2 separate regions of the Homo sapiens genome follow, and region 2 is linked to region 1. Evidence: chromatin contacts called from ENCODE Hi-C or POLR2A ChIA-PET data. All regions are on one chromosome and are shown on one strand. Each heading gives the region's core, a stretch centred on a gene start or an enhancer-like site at or near the end of the contact. The rest is flanking DNA. Distances are from core to core; before and after follow the strand shown. Region 1 holds the start of RFX2-AS1 (RFX2 antisense RNA 1). Region 2 holds the start of TUBB4A (tubulin beta 4A class IVa).

Region 1 (6,044 bases), core at 1,759-4,258:
GTCTCGTTCTGTCGCCCAGGAAGCTCCGCCTCCCGGGTTCACGCCATTCTTCCGCCTCAGCCTCCCGAGTAGCTGGGACTACAGGCGCCCGCCACCGCACCCGGCTAATTTTTTTGTATTTGTAGTAGAGACGGGGTTTCACCGTGTTAGCCAGGATGGTCTCGATCTTCTGACCTCATGATCCACCTGCCTCGGCCTCCCAAAGTGCTGGGATTACAGGCATAAGCCACCGTGCCCGGCCTTTTTTTCTTAAAAAGGCAAGCTGATTAGCCATCAGCCTTATTAGATGTGATAATTAGGATCCAATGGCTGCGAGTGTTGTTGGAATGAAAATGAATAAGGTCTGACTTACACAAAGACTCCCCCAAAGATTAAAATACATTATTTGTCCTGCAACCTGTTGTAGGATAGTGGTAGAAGACCACTATATACTTAAAAAGATAAATCCTCCCAAAGAAATGCTGTTCTACCTTCTACAATATTATTTTCTGCCCAGTCCCCAGTTTAAGTAAGTCATTTTTCAGGAATTAGAGCCTCATTTAAAATTTTTTTTAAATTTATCATTTTCTTATTTCCCATGGAAGTATTTTCCCATATATCAGGCTTTGCAATTTGGGCAAACCACTTAACATCTTTAGGTAAGTTTCTTCATCTGTTTGATGAAAGAGCTGGGTTAGGTGGTTTTTAAAGGGGCCTCTCCATGCTGTGGTTTTAGATGGAAATTCTTGAATTTGAACTAGGCTCTTTCTCCGCTTCTTAAATTCCAGAATCAAATCACGACTGGAGGGGAGGTAGGAGGTAGATTGAAAAGGTCCCCTATGTGATGTTGGTGGGATCCAGAAAGCCAGCCTCCTCCTGGCCAGAATCAGTCATGGAGATGTGGAAAGAACATGCACTGCCTGTTGCCCTGCCCTCACTGGCTGTCTCTAGAGATGGCTGTCAGGAGGAAGGGTCACACAGGCAGGACGAGACCCCATCCCCAGGTGGGCACAGGTGCCCAGTGGGCGTGCTGCCGGGTCAGGTCACCAGGCTGAGAAAGCAGGAGATGCTACTGCTGAGGAACTGTCACTTGTCATTTCAAGGTCCACTCCTCCACCCTCTGGCAGCATGAGTCGCTCTGAAAGATTTTGAAGCTGGGACAGGAGAGGGTGAGTGAGGTGAGGCCTCCGCATGCCAGGTTTTCACTGGCACATTCCCCATCTTCATCTTGACCATCAGCAGCTGCACTGCAGCCCTGCTCATGGTCAGAAAGGGAGAGAAACGTGAGAGGGAAAGAAAGGCTGGTAAGAGAAGGAGAACACAAAAGCATGATGCCTTAGGAAGCCGCTTCCAAGAATCCTGGGACAGGCCCCTGTGCTCAGCTGAAGACGGGAGCTGGAGGCCAACATGGTGAAGGTGGCTAGAACAGGTGAGCAGCCCGGAGCAGGCGGGCTGCTCATTCTCTTGTTCATTGCAAAACACGTCTTGAGCATCTTTGCAGGCAATGTGCTACGTAGGGTCTGGGGTTGGGGTGAGGGATCTGTGAGGGGGCTGCTGAGATGACATAGATCCAGACTTTGTTTTCTCAAGAAGGGCTGGCTGGCCAAGAAGCCAGATGTGAACAGCTGCATGACATGAAGTAATCTGAGGGGACAAGCACGGAGAGTGGTTTGGTGAATCTGGAAATGCTGTGTGGAGTAAAGGTGTGGCCTTAGACGTGTGGTTCTCCATGGGGGTGGTCCTGCCCCCAGGGGACACTGGGCGATGTCTGGAGACATTTGTGGCTGTCAGACAGGGGTCGGGGGGTTTCCTGGCATGGAGTGGGTGGAGGCCAGGGATGCTGCCCAGCACCCTGCGGTGCCCAGGACGGCCCCACCCCAGAGTGTATTCCTGCCCCTCATATCCGCATTGCTGAGGTCAGGAAAGCCTGTATGACATGACAAGCTGACTGGAGAGAGGGTTTCCCCACTGCTCATCACTTGCCTGGGATCCCCTTTGGAGCTGCTGGCTGCTGTCTCTCTGCCTCCCTCCTTCTTCAACGCAGCAGTCACTTTAATCTTAGCTGTCATGGGCGGGTGGACTTTGAGGGACAGAGGGCTGCCCAGCCTGCCTGGCCCTGCTGGAGGGGTCTTGTCCATCCCCACCCTGGCAGGTGCATGGACCCCATCCTCACCCTCCCTGCGTTGTGTGCAGGAGACACCAGTGCCAGCCTCCGGTGGCCCTCCATGCACTGCAGCCACCTTGTCACTGCGAGTCTGGACCGCTGTGTGCCATGCTGGCCTCCCTCGATTCTGCAGACCTTAGACTTGCAGGCAGAGGCTAGCTGATCAGTGAAGGGCTGGCGCTCAGGCCTGGGGGTCTGGCAGGCGTAGGCTCCAATTCCGTTGGAATCAGAGGGTCCTTGGGGGTTGTGTGGACATCTCATTTAAACACTCCATCCGGAATCAGAGGAAGCCCGGCTTTCCCCACAGAGCAGGCGCCAGGGGAGAGTTTCAAACCAAGTAGCTGGATGCATGAGGGAGAAGGCGGCCTAGGAGCAAGAGCGAGAGCGGCAGGACAGGAGGGATACGAGACACAGCAGCTCACGGGAGGGGATGTGGGTGACCCCAGCAAGGGCCAGGCACCAGAAAAGGACAGACAGGTGACATTGGTCTCTGGAAGGGGAGGGAAAGGACGAGCAGATATTGAATATGCGCGACTGGCCAGGGAGCGACCCCCAGATCTTTACATTCTGAAAAACCCACTGCTTTAAACGCACAGGGAACTGCTTGTGGGGATAGACAGAGGGAACGATCATTCTAAGTCACGCTGATTTACCTTTTCCTCCTGGTTACTGAGAATGAATGAAGAGCACTTACTTCTCAACTGGAACCACAGAGGGCTGGAGAAATGTCCAAGTCCAGTTCGAGCTCATACAGTCACTCCCCACGGGGACTGTATCAGTTCATGATAGCTCCAATAGCATCAACTAAATTCTAGAAACTTCTAAAGCAAAAGCTAAGCTTGTGTTGTTATTTGGAGTTCTCTTTGGCATGGGGTTGGGGAAGCGATTTATATACAGAAAAGAGACGGAAGCTCCACGTAGGTCGGGAAGCTGTGGCTCCGGAGGCTCTAGTCATAAAAACATGTGCTTCCTCCTCCTAAAGGAGTGACTTAGCCAAACCCAAGCCAAAGCCAGTTCCAGTCTAGCCTGCCTCTTCCTGCTTTGTGACCTTCAGCTCATGGCTCGCCCTTTCTGAGCCTCAGTTGCGTGTGTGTTGTGTCTAGAGCAGAGGTGATGTGGTCACGGCTTCCTCAGAGTCAGTCAGCCCCCACGTATACCAGCTTTGCCCGCAGTCTGGGGCTCGGTCTGGCCACCAGCTACTGCCGCTGCTGTTGTCCTTGGGGTTGTGTCCCTCTTTCTTTCGGCTAGTTTGGTTTTTTGGTTGTTTTTCATTGTTTTGTTTTGTTACTTGTTTATTCTTTTTAGAGACAGGGTCTTCCTCTGTCTCCCAGGCTGGAGTGCAGTAGTGCAGTCAGCTTACTTCAACCTCAAATTCCTGACCTCAATAATCCTCTGGCCTCAACCTCCCAAAGTGCTGGAATTACAGACATCAGCCACCTTCCCCGGCCCCCAGTTTGTTGTTGTTGTTGTTTGTTTGTTTGTTTGTAGAGATGGGGCCTCGCTATGTTGCCCAGGCTGGTCTCGAACTCCTGGGTTCAATGGATCCTCCCGCCCCTGCCTAGGACATATTTCATTGATCAGGCACCTGCTGGGATCCACACTCGGGGTGGGCACATCAGCTATATCATTCCCTTCCCCCTCCCAGCCCCTTTCTCAGATGAAGAAACCAAGGCCACTGCCACAGTCAGTAAGCGAGTGACAAGCCTGGGACTTGAACCTGAAGCCTGGCCTCCTCCCTCTGCTCCGGGTGGTCATACCTCCTTCCCAGCCACTCGGCATTCCCCTTGGCATTTGTTCTTATTTATATAAATAATGGAGGTTGCAAAGTCTTTTTCCCCCGGCTGCAGCCGACTCCCCAGTAAGATCCAGAGGCGGGGCCGGGAGTAGGAAGGGAACCAAATGTTCCGTTTCTTTGGATGCATTCTGTGGGGCAGGGCTCTCTGCCTGCCTACGGACAGTCTTCAGGTGACAAGGTCTTGATCAGCCAGACTTGTAAGTGTGAAGGGTAGGCTCCAACCCTCTAAAGAAGGGATCCTACAGACAGCAGACCTTTTCGACATCGAAATGGTCTGGAACCCCCACCTTGGTAGTTAATCCCTTGATTTAGCACACACACTGTCTATGCGGTGAAAATTCTTGGGAGGATTTTTTGAGCCAGGGAATGAGAAGACATTGTTATCTTTTGAATCACCCCAATGTGAAAGAAAATTGGCTGGGAGAGGGCAGAGGCTGGAAGCAGGGAGACCAATTAGGAGGCGGATGTGGTGGTTCCAGGTAGGAGATAGGGAGGCAGGGGCTCACTGAAATAGTAGCAGCAGGAGCGGAAGGAAGGGGGAGGCAGAGATGGTATCAGGTGGAGACAGCAGGCTGAGTCACCAGCGACACGTGTCCCGGGGCGCAGGGAGATGCCCAGTGCCTTGAACAGCCCCCTGGCTTAGGAAACGCAAGAGGAGCAATTTTGGCGGGGGGAGAGTTTCCCTTGGACTTGTTGAGGCACCTGAGGGGCGCCCAGGCAGAGAGGTCTGGGAGGCAGCTGGAGAAGGGAGCCGGAGTCAGGTGATTTGGGTGGTGCTGGGAGTCCTGGTGCCGGGAGGTCGTCCACATTGAGTGTGACAGGGGAGGGGCACAAGGGTGGAGGCCGAGGGTGGGAGACAAGCAGGGACCAGTGCAGGGGACTGAGAAGGTATCATTAGGGGGAAAAATGAAACCAGATGACAACAGCACCCAGACACGAGGGAGGACAGAGCTTCGAGGAGCGACACGAAACACTGCAGAGAGTACAAGTTCAGAGGAGGCCCGAAAACTGCCCCGTGAGGACCTCAAGAAGAACAGTGGGCAGACATGAGAATGCAGAGAGAAGACGACAGAGGCTCCCTCCTGAGAGTCTGGACTTACAAATAAAAAAGAATCCATATCTCAAGAGAAGATAAAGGATAAAGAGCAGGGTTTCAGTGGCAGTGGATGTTCTCCTCAAATGGGTGTGATGTGAGCTTGTCTATAAGCTGAAAGAATGGAGCCTGTGCAGAAGCCAGATTGCAGGCTTGATCGGTGGGTCCTTGGAGGGAGACGGAAGGCTCTAGAACCTTCAGGAAGGGGGCCAGCAGCCTTTTCCTGTAAAGGACCAGAGAGTACATATTTTAGGCTTCTGCTGGGGTCTGTCTCAGCTCCTCGCCTCTGCTGTTGGAGCACAAAAGCCATCATAGATAATGGGAAAATGGGAGTTGAAGATGCAAGGAACTGGATGTAGACAGTCTGGATGTGAGATAGTGGGGGGAGGTCAGCACAGGGAAGGAGTTGTGGGGTAGAAGGAAGTGGAAGAGACAGCATGGCAGGGGCATGGCTGAGAGCCAGGAGGTGCAGAGGCGGTGTCAGAAAAGGGGGACAAAAGAGTTGCAATTTTAGAATGGAATCTTGCAAGGAGAAAAGTACAGAGAAAAAAATGTACTTTGAGGCTTTCTCCCAAAGGCATGTGTGTGGATGTGTGAACACAGGCTCCCCCCCATCACTTTTTACTACAAGAATCGTTGTTTTTGTCTAGTGGGAGGAGTCAACATTCAATTTAATAGAAAAATGTATGGAGTAAGAAAATGACGTGTCTTCTGAGTGGTTTTGGCCATTCTTCTCATATTATCCTGCGTCAGGTGGTGTATGTGTGTGCATGTATGTGTGTCTGCATGTGTACTTTTGTGTATACATGTATGTACATGTGTTTGTGTGTGTGTGTTTGTGTATATGTGTATGTCCATGTATATTTGTGTATATGCATACGTGGGGAGTGTATACATGCGTCTGTGTGTGTGTGACACTCTCATGTCCACTCCTGGGGGACAGATATCCACTCCTGGGGGACAGAGCACCAGCTGCTGCTCGGCCTCTAGCTTGGTATCCAGTTACCTTTCAC
Region 2 (5,759 bases), core at 3,070-5,569, 440 kb before region 1:
CAGCCTCCTGAGTAGCTGGGACTACAGGCGCCCACCACCACACCCAGCTAATTTTTTTTTTTTTGTATTTTTAGTAGAGATGGGGTTTCACCGTGTTAGCCAGGATGGTCTCGATCTCCTGACCTCGTGATCTGCCCAACTCGGCCTCCCAAAGTGCTGGGATTACAGGCGTGAGCCACCGCGGCCGGCCGTTTTTTAAAGCCACTGTTAGGTGTGGGTCAGAGAAACCTTAGGATGCCTTCAAGATTGTGCTGGAGCTGTAAAGAGTGCTAAGCCAAATTACTTTCCTATTGGAGCTATACTATGCGAGTAAATAAAAAATCATTTGCTGGCCAGGCGCAGTGGCTCACACCTATAATCCCAGCACCTTGGAAGGCCAAGGCAGTGTCTCACGTGTCCGTGTGAAGAGGCCACCAAACAGGCTTTGTGTGAGCAACAAGGCTGTTTATTTCACCTGGGTGCAGGCGGGCTGAGTGGGAAAAAGGAGTCAGCAAAGGGTGGTGGGATTATCATTGGTTCTTATAGGTTTTGGGAGAGGCGGTGGAGTTAGGAGCAATGTGTTGGGGGCAGGGGTGGATCTCACAAAGTACATTCTTGAGAGTGGGGAGAATTACAAAGAACCTTCTTAAGGGTGGGGGAGATTACAAAGTACATTGATCAGTTAGGGTGGGGCCGCAACAAATCACAATGGTGGAATGTCATCAGTTAAGGCTATTTTCACTTTTTTTGTGGATCTTCAGTTGCTTCAGGCCATCTGGATGTATACGAGCAGGTCATAGGGGTTACAATGGCTTAGCTTGGGCTCAGAGGCCTGACAGGAAGGAGGACCACTTGAGCCCAGGAGTTTGAGACCAGCCTGGGCAACATAGCGAGACCCTGTCTCTACAAAAAATGCAAAAATTAGCCAGGCCTGGTGGTGCCCACCTGTAGTCCCAGCTACTCAGGAGGCTGACGTGGGAGGATCACCAGAGCCTGGGAGGTCAAGGCTGCAGTGAGATATGATCACACCACTGTACTCCAGCCTGTGCAACAGGGTGAAACTGTCTCAAAAAAAAAAAAAAAAATGGCGGCCGGGTGCAGTGGCTCACGCCTGTAATCTCAGCACTTTGGGAGGCCAAGGTGAGGGGAATCACCTGAGGTCGGGAGTTCAAGACCAGCCTGACCAACATGGAGAAACCCTGTCTCTACTAAAAATACAAAATTAGCCGGGCGTGGCAGTGCATGCCTGTAATCCCAGCTACTCGGGAGGCCGAGGCAGGAGAATCGCTTGAACCCAAGAGGCGGAGGTTGAGATGAGCAGAGATTGCACCACTGCACTCCAGCCTGGGCAAGAAGAGCGAAACTCCATCTCAAAAAAAAAAATAGCTTGCTAAAAAGATAAAAACATACATACACACATACTAACTGAGTTGAGGGAGAGAGAGTATATAAGTCACAGAAGCTAAGGGATCGCCCCACCAAACCCATATAAGGTCTAGCCCCTCTGGAATTTATTCTGGCATCTAGTGTGAGCGAAGGGGCTAACACAAATTTTTTCCCAAAATAATTAACACAGGATTTCTCAGCCTCAACCCTGTTGACATTGGGCCTGCATCATTCTCTGGGGTGGGGCCGTCCTGTGCACTGAAGGGCTTTCAGCAGCATCTCTGGCCTCCACCCACTAGATGCCAGTAGTGCACACATAGTCTCACACACACATCCCCGCCCCCATCTGGGTACGACAACCAAAAATGTCTTCAGATATTGCCAAGTGTTCCCTGGGAAGGCAATATCACCGCTCCCCCGCCCCCCCGACACACACACACACACACACACACACACACACACACTCTCACACACACGCTGTTGAGAGCCACTGGTCAAATTTAGTGGTCATTGGGCAGGGCACGATGGCTCACATGTGTAAACCCAGCACTTTGGGAGGCTGAGGTGGGAGGATTGCTTGAGCTCAGGCGTTGGAGACCAGCCTGGGCAACATAGCAAGACCCCCATCTCCACAAAAAAATACAAAAATTACCCAGGCATATTGGTGCATGCCTGTAGTCCCAGCTACTCGGGAGGCTGAGGTGGGAGAATCACTTGAGCCCAGGAGTTCGAGGCTGCAGTGAGCCATGGCCATGCCACTGCACCCCAGCCTGGATGACAGGGCAAGAAATTAAAAAAAAAGAATTTGCTGGGCGCGGTGGCTCGCGCCTGTAATCCCAGCACTTTGGGAGGCCAAGGTGGGCAGGTCACGAGGTCAGGAGTTCGAGACCAGCCTGGCTAACATGGTGAAAGCCCGTCTCTACTAAAAATACAAAAATTAGCTGGTCATGGTGGTACGTACCTGTAATCTCAGCTACTGGGGCGGCTGAGCCAGGAGAATGGCTTGAACCCAGGAGGCAGAGGTTGCAGTGAGCCGAGATGGCACCACTGCACTCCAGCCTGGGTGACAGAGCAAGACTCTGTCAAAAAAAAAAAAAAAAAAAAAAAATTAGTGGCCATGGCAAATGTGAGGTCCCAACCACATGGCCAAGATGGCTTACCCCACCTCCCACCAGCAATACACCAAAGTCCTTGAGTGGGAAAGTCAAGGATGGGAGGCGAGGAGGAGACTTCCTGGGAGGGCGGGACTGGAGGCTGTCCAAGGAAGCAGCCCCAGGAGGCTTGACCTTCACATGAGGGGCAGCACAGGAAGTCCAGTCCAGCCTCTGATAATACTTAGACTCGAGAAAGATACAATTTATTGTTGACTCTGCAGGAGGGGAGACTATCGCCACCTTGTTAACTGGGTCATCGCATAATCAGACCCTGGAGGGTGGGCCTTCCTCACCACCCCAACTTGCAAATGTGAAATTCAGACACAGAGAGGAGCACCAGGGCAAGGTCATACACCTAATGCTACAGGAAATGCAGAGGCAAGGGAGATGGTGGGTAATAAATTATAATACTGAGCTGGGCGCAGTGGCTCATGCCTGGAATCCCAGCACTTTGGGAGGCTGAGGCAGGAGGATCTCTTGAGCTCAGGAGTTGGAGAGCAGCCTGGACAACATAGCGAGACCCCATCTCTACAAAAAATCTTGAAAATTAGCCAGGCGTGATGGCATGCACCTGCAGTCCCAGCTACTTGGGAGGCTGAGGTGAGAGGATTGCTTGAGCCCAGGACATTGAGGCTGCAGTGAGCTATGAGCATGCCACTGCACTACAGCCTGAGGGACAGAGCAAGACCCTGTCCGAAAATATATATATATAGGCCGGGCGCGTTGGCTCACGCCTGTAATCCCAGCACTTTGGGAGGCAGAGGTGGGCAGATGGCCTGAGGTCAGGAGTCTGAGACCAGCCTGAACAACATGGAGAAACTTTGTCTCTACTAAAAATACAAAAAAATTAGCCGGGCGTGGTGGCACATGCCTGTAATCCCAGCTACTCGGGAGGCTGAGGCAGGAGAATCGCTTGGACCTGGGAGGCTGAGGTTGTAGTGAGCCGAGATTGGGCCATTGCACTCCAGCCTGGGCGCCAAGAGCGAAACTCTGTCTCAAAAAAAAAAAAAAAAGGGTATAGATATAGATAAAGATAAATTACAATACTGGAGAGGAGGGGTGTTATTTTGGGAAAGCGAGGCAGCCCTGGGGACTCACTGTCCCCCTCCCAATATGAACCCAGCTGTCTTACTCCTCCACTCTCCTCCTTAGGCCAGGCTGGGGGTGACCCCACCTGGGACGAGCTCAATGCCCAGTAGAGGTGTACCAGGGGAGCCCACCAGCATCTGCACCCAATCATGGGAGGAAAATCGTGGTTTTACTATGCAGCTTCAGGACAAGCCCTCCAGGAACCTACCGCCCCCCACCCGCAAACCAGATCGCCGCTCCGGAGCCCCCAGCCCACTGGGAGGGCTCGCGGTTACTGCAAGGATTCTGGCGAATGAGGTCTAAATAGAATGAGAAGGGGGGCTGCGGACCGAGAAACTGAGGCAAGGCCTGGGGCGGGAGGGTGGAGGCTAAGGGGGAGGGGCAGGACTTCTCAGATGCCTGTTTACCAGGCGCTCCCCTCCCTTCCTCCGCCCAATTTCTGCGGGTGGCCAAGCCTGGCTGGGGGCTGGGACGGGGGAGACTGCACTGGTGGCTCCCTAAGGGGCCTCACCCCCAAGGCAGGGGTCGGAGCACGTGGCGTCCCGGACTTCTCTGGGAGGCCCCCTGGGGAGGGAGGTCCCTGCACCACCTCCCCCCACCCCAGCCCCCTCCATCATCCCGGGGCGGGACCAAGGGGCGGAGCGGGAGGGTGACCGGCCGTGACGCGTGCCCCGCCCGCTCATATAGCGGCTCCCGGGGGCGCAGGGACCGTGCTCCGCCGTCTCCGCCGCATCTTCCACCCTCGCCGCCGCCGCAGCTCCCCGCGCTCGTGCCACCGCCGCCGCGTCCACCCTCAGCGCCACCGCCATGCGGGAGATCGTGCACCTGCAGGCCGGCCAGTGCGGCAACCAGATCGGGGCCAAGGTGCTCGGGGAACGGGGCCCGGGGAGGCAGTGGCGGCCCCGGGGAGCACCGCGGGGTCGGTCCCCGGAGCACCCCGCAACCTGGGAGTCTTTGGAAAGGAATGAGGTCCCCAGGAGGCCAGCGCGCCCCAGGGGCCTTGGGGGAAGGGTCGCGGGGTGGGGGTGGCAGGGCCAGACTGGGAACAAAGAGGCTGCGGAGAGTGGGAGCCAGCCTTCTGTCCGCCTGTCACAGCTGGGCCCACAGCTGGGCCACTGTCCCCTCCTCACGCACAAAGAGCCCCGGTGCCTCCCCCGGGCTGCAGCCTGGGTGCGCTGGCACCAGCCGGCCCCGCTGGGTGCTGACTCGGCTGCACCCCGCCCCCACCGCTCCTTCTTGCTGCCTCATCCTCGCCCCGACACCATGCCTCTAGGTCCCCCGTTCACCTTGCTGGGGGAGAGGTGGCAGCTAGGGAGCTAGTTGGGGGCTGGGGGCAGTCCTCGGCTTGGCCACCGGCTTCCCCTCTCTCAACTCTTCCGACCACCTCTCTCTCTAGTTTTGGGAGGTTATCAGTGACGAACATGGCATCGACCCCACAGGCACATACCATGGGGACAGTGACCTGCAACTGGAGAGGATCAACGTGTACTACAACGAGGCCACAGGTAGGGCGAAGGAGGCACCTTCCAGGTGGGAAGGGGCAGCTGGGAGGGAACAGGATGCTACCGGGCGCCTGTGGTTCCTGGCACGCATCGAACTGCCCTCCATCTGTTTCCCTGCAGGAGGAAATTATGTCCCCAGAGCGGTGCTGGTGGACCTGGAACCCGGCACCATGGACTCTGTCCGTTCTGGCCCCTTCGGTCAGATCTTTCGGCCGGACAACTTCGTGTTTGGTGAGTCCCCCAGCAGGGAGCCAGAGGCTGGAAAACCTCCTTATTCCTGCTAACACCACAGAGTCAACAGCCACCACCGGGGCCCACAGACCAGAGATGGGGTGGACAGGGCACCAGGCACCAGCCCTGCATCCAGGGCTGTGATGAGGGGATGCTCAGGCCACTGTGAGAGCCCTGAGGAGGGCGGATACAGAGAAGGATTCAGGGAAGTCTTCCTGGAGGAGGTGGCATTTTAATTCAACGGTCTGAACCGGAACCAGACTGCCTGGGTGCACATCCCAATTCTGCCACTTCATGCATTCAACAAACAGTGAGCACTCACTGCATACCAGGCCCTGTTCTAGAAGCTGGAGATCCAGGTAAGAATCAAACAGCCGGAGCTCCCTCTCTGCCCCAGTGCAGCTCCCATTCTGGTAGA

Evidence for each region. Hi-C counts contacts between places; a loop is a spot of excess contacts on that map. ChIA-PET counts read pairs that join two places held with the same protein, here RNA polymerase II (POLR2A). Pooled maps may share reads with other maps.
Region 2: a map with no recorded cell type shows a loop between it and region 1 (2.5-fold over the local background). The contact joins the promoter of TUBB4A here to the promoter of RFX2-AS1 in region 1. A Hi-C loop is called at or near these places in 3 of 37 single-sample maps with no recorded cell type and 2 of 50 pooled maps. POLR2A ChIA-PET finds 5 or more read pairs at or near these places in 1 of 52 experiments (WTC11).

The regions. Positions count from the first base shown.
Region 1 is chr19:6,059,562-6,065,605 of GRCh38, reverse strand. RFX2-AS1 (RFX2 antisense RNA 1) reads right to left here and starts at 3,008. Exons shown (of 2, transcript NR_199041.1): 1 at 2,838-3,008. All of the region lies in intron 1 of RFX2 (regulatory factor X2), which reads left to right.
Region 2 is chr19:6,500,869-6,506,627 of GRCh38, reverse strand. It overlaps TUBB4A (tubulin beta 4A class IVa), which reads left to right and starts at 4,319. Exons shown (of 4, transcript NM_006087.4): 1 at 4,319-4,472; 2 at 5,005-5,113; 3 at 5,231-5,341. The coding sequence starts at 4,416. RefSeq lists a cis regulatory region at 1,441-1,918, an enhancer at 1,796-1,935 and silencers at 4,063-4,332, 4,343-4,522, 4,693-4,802.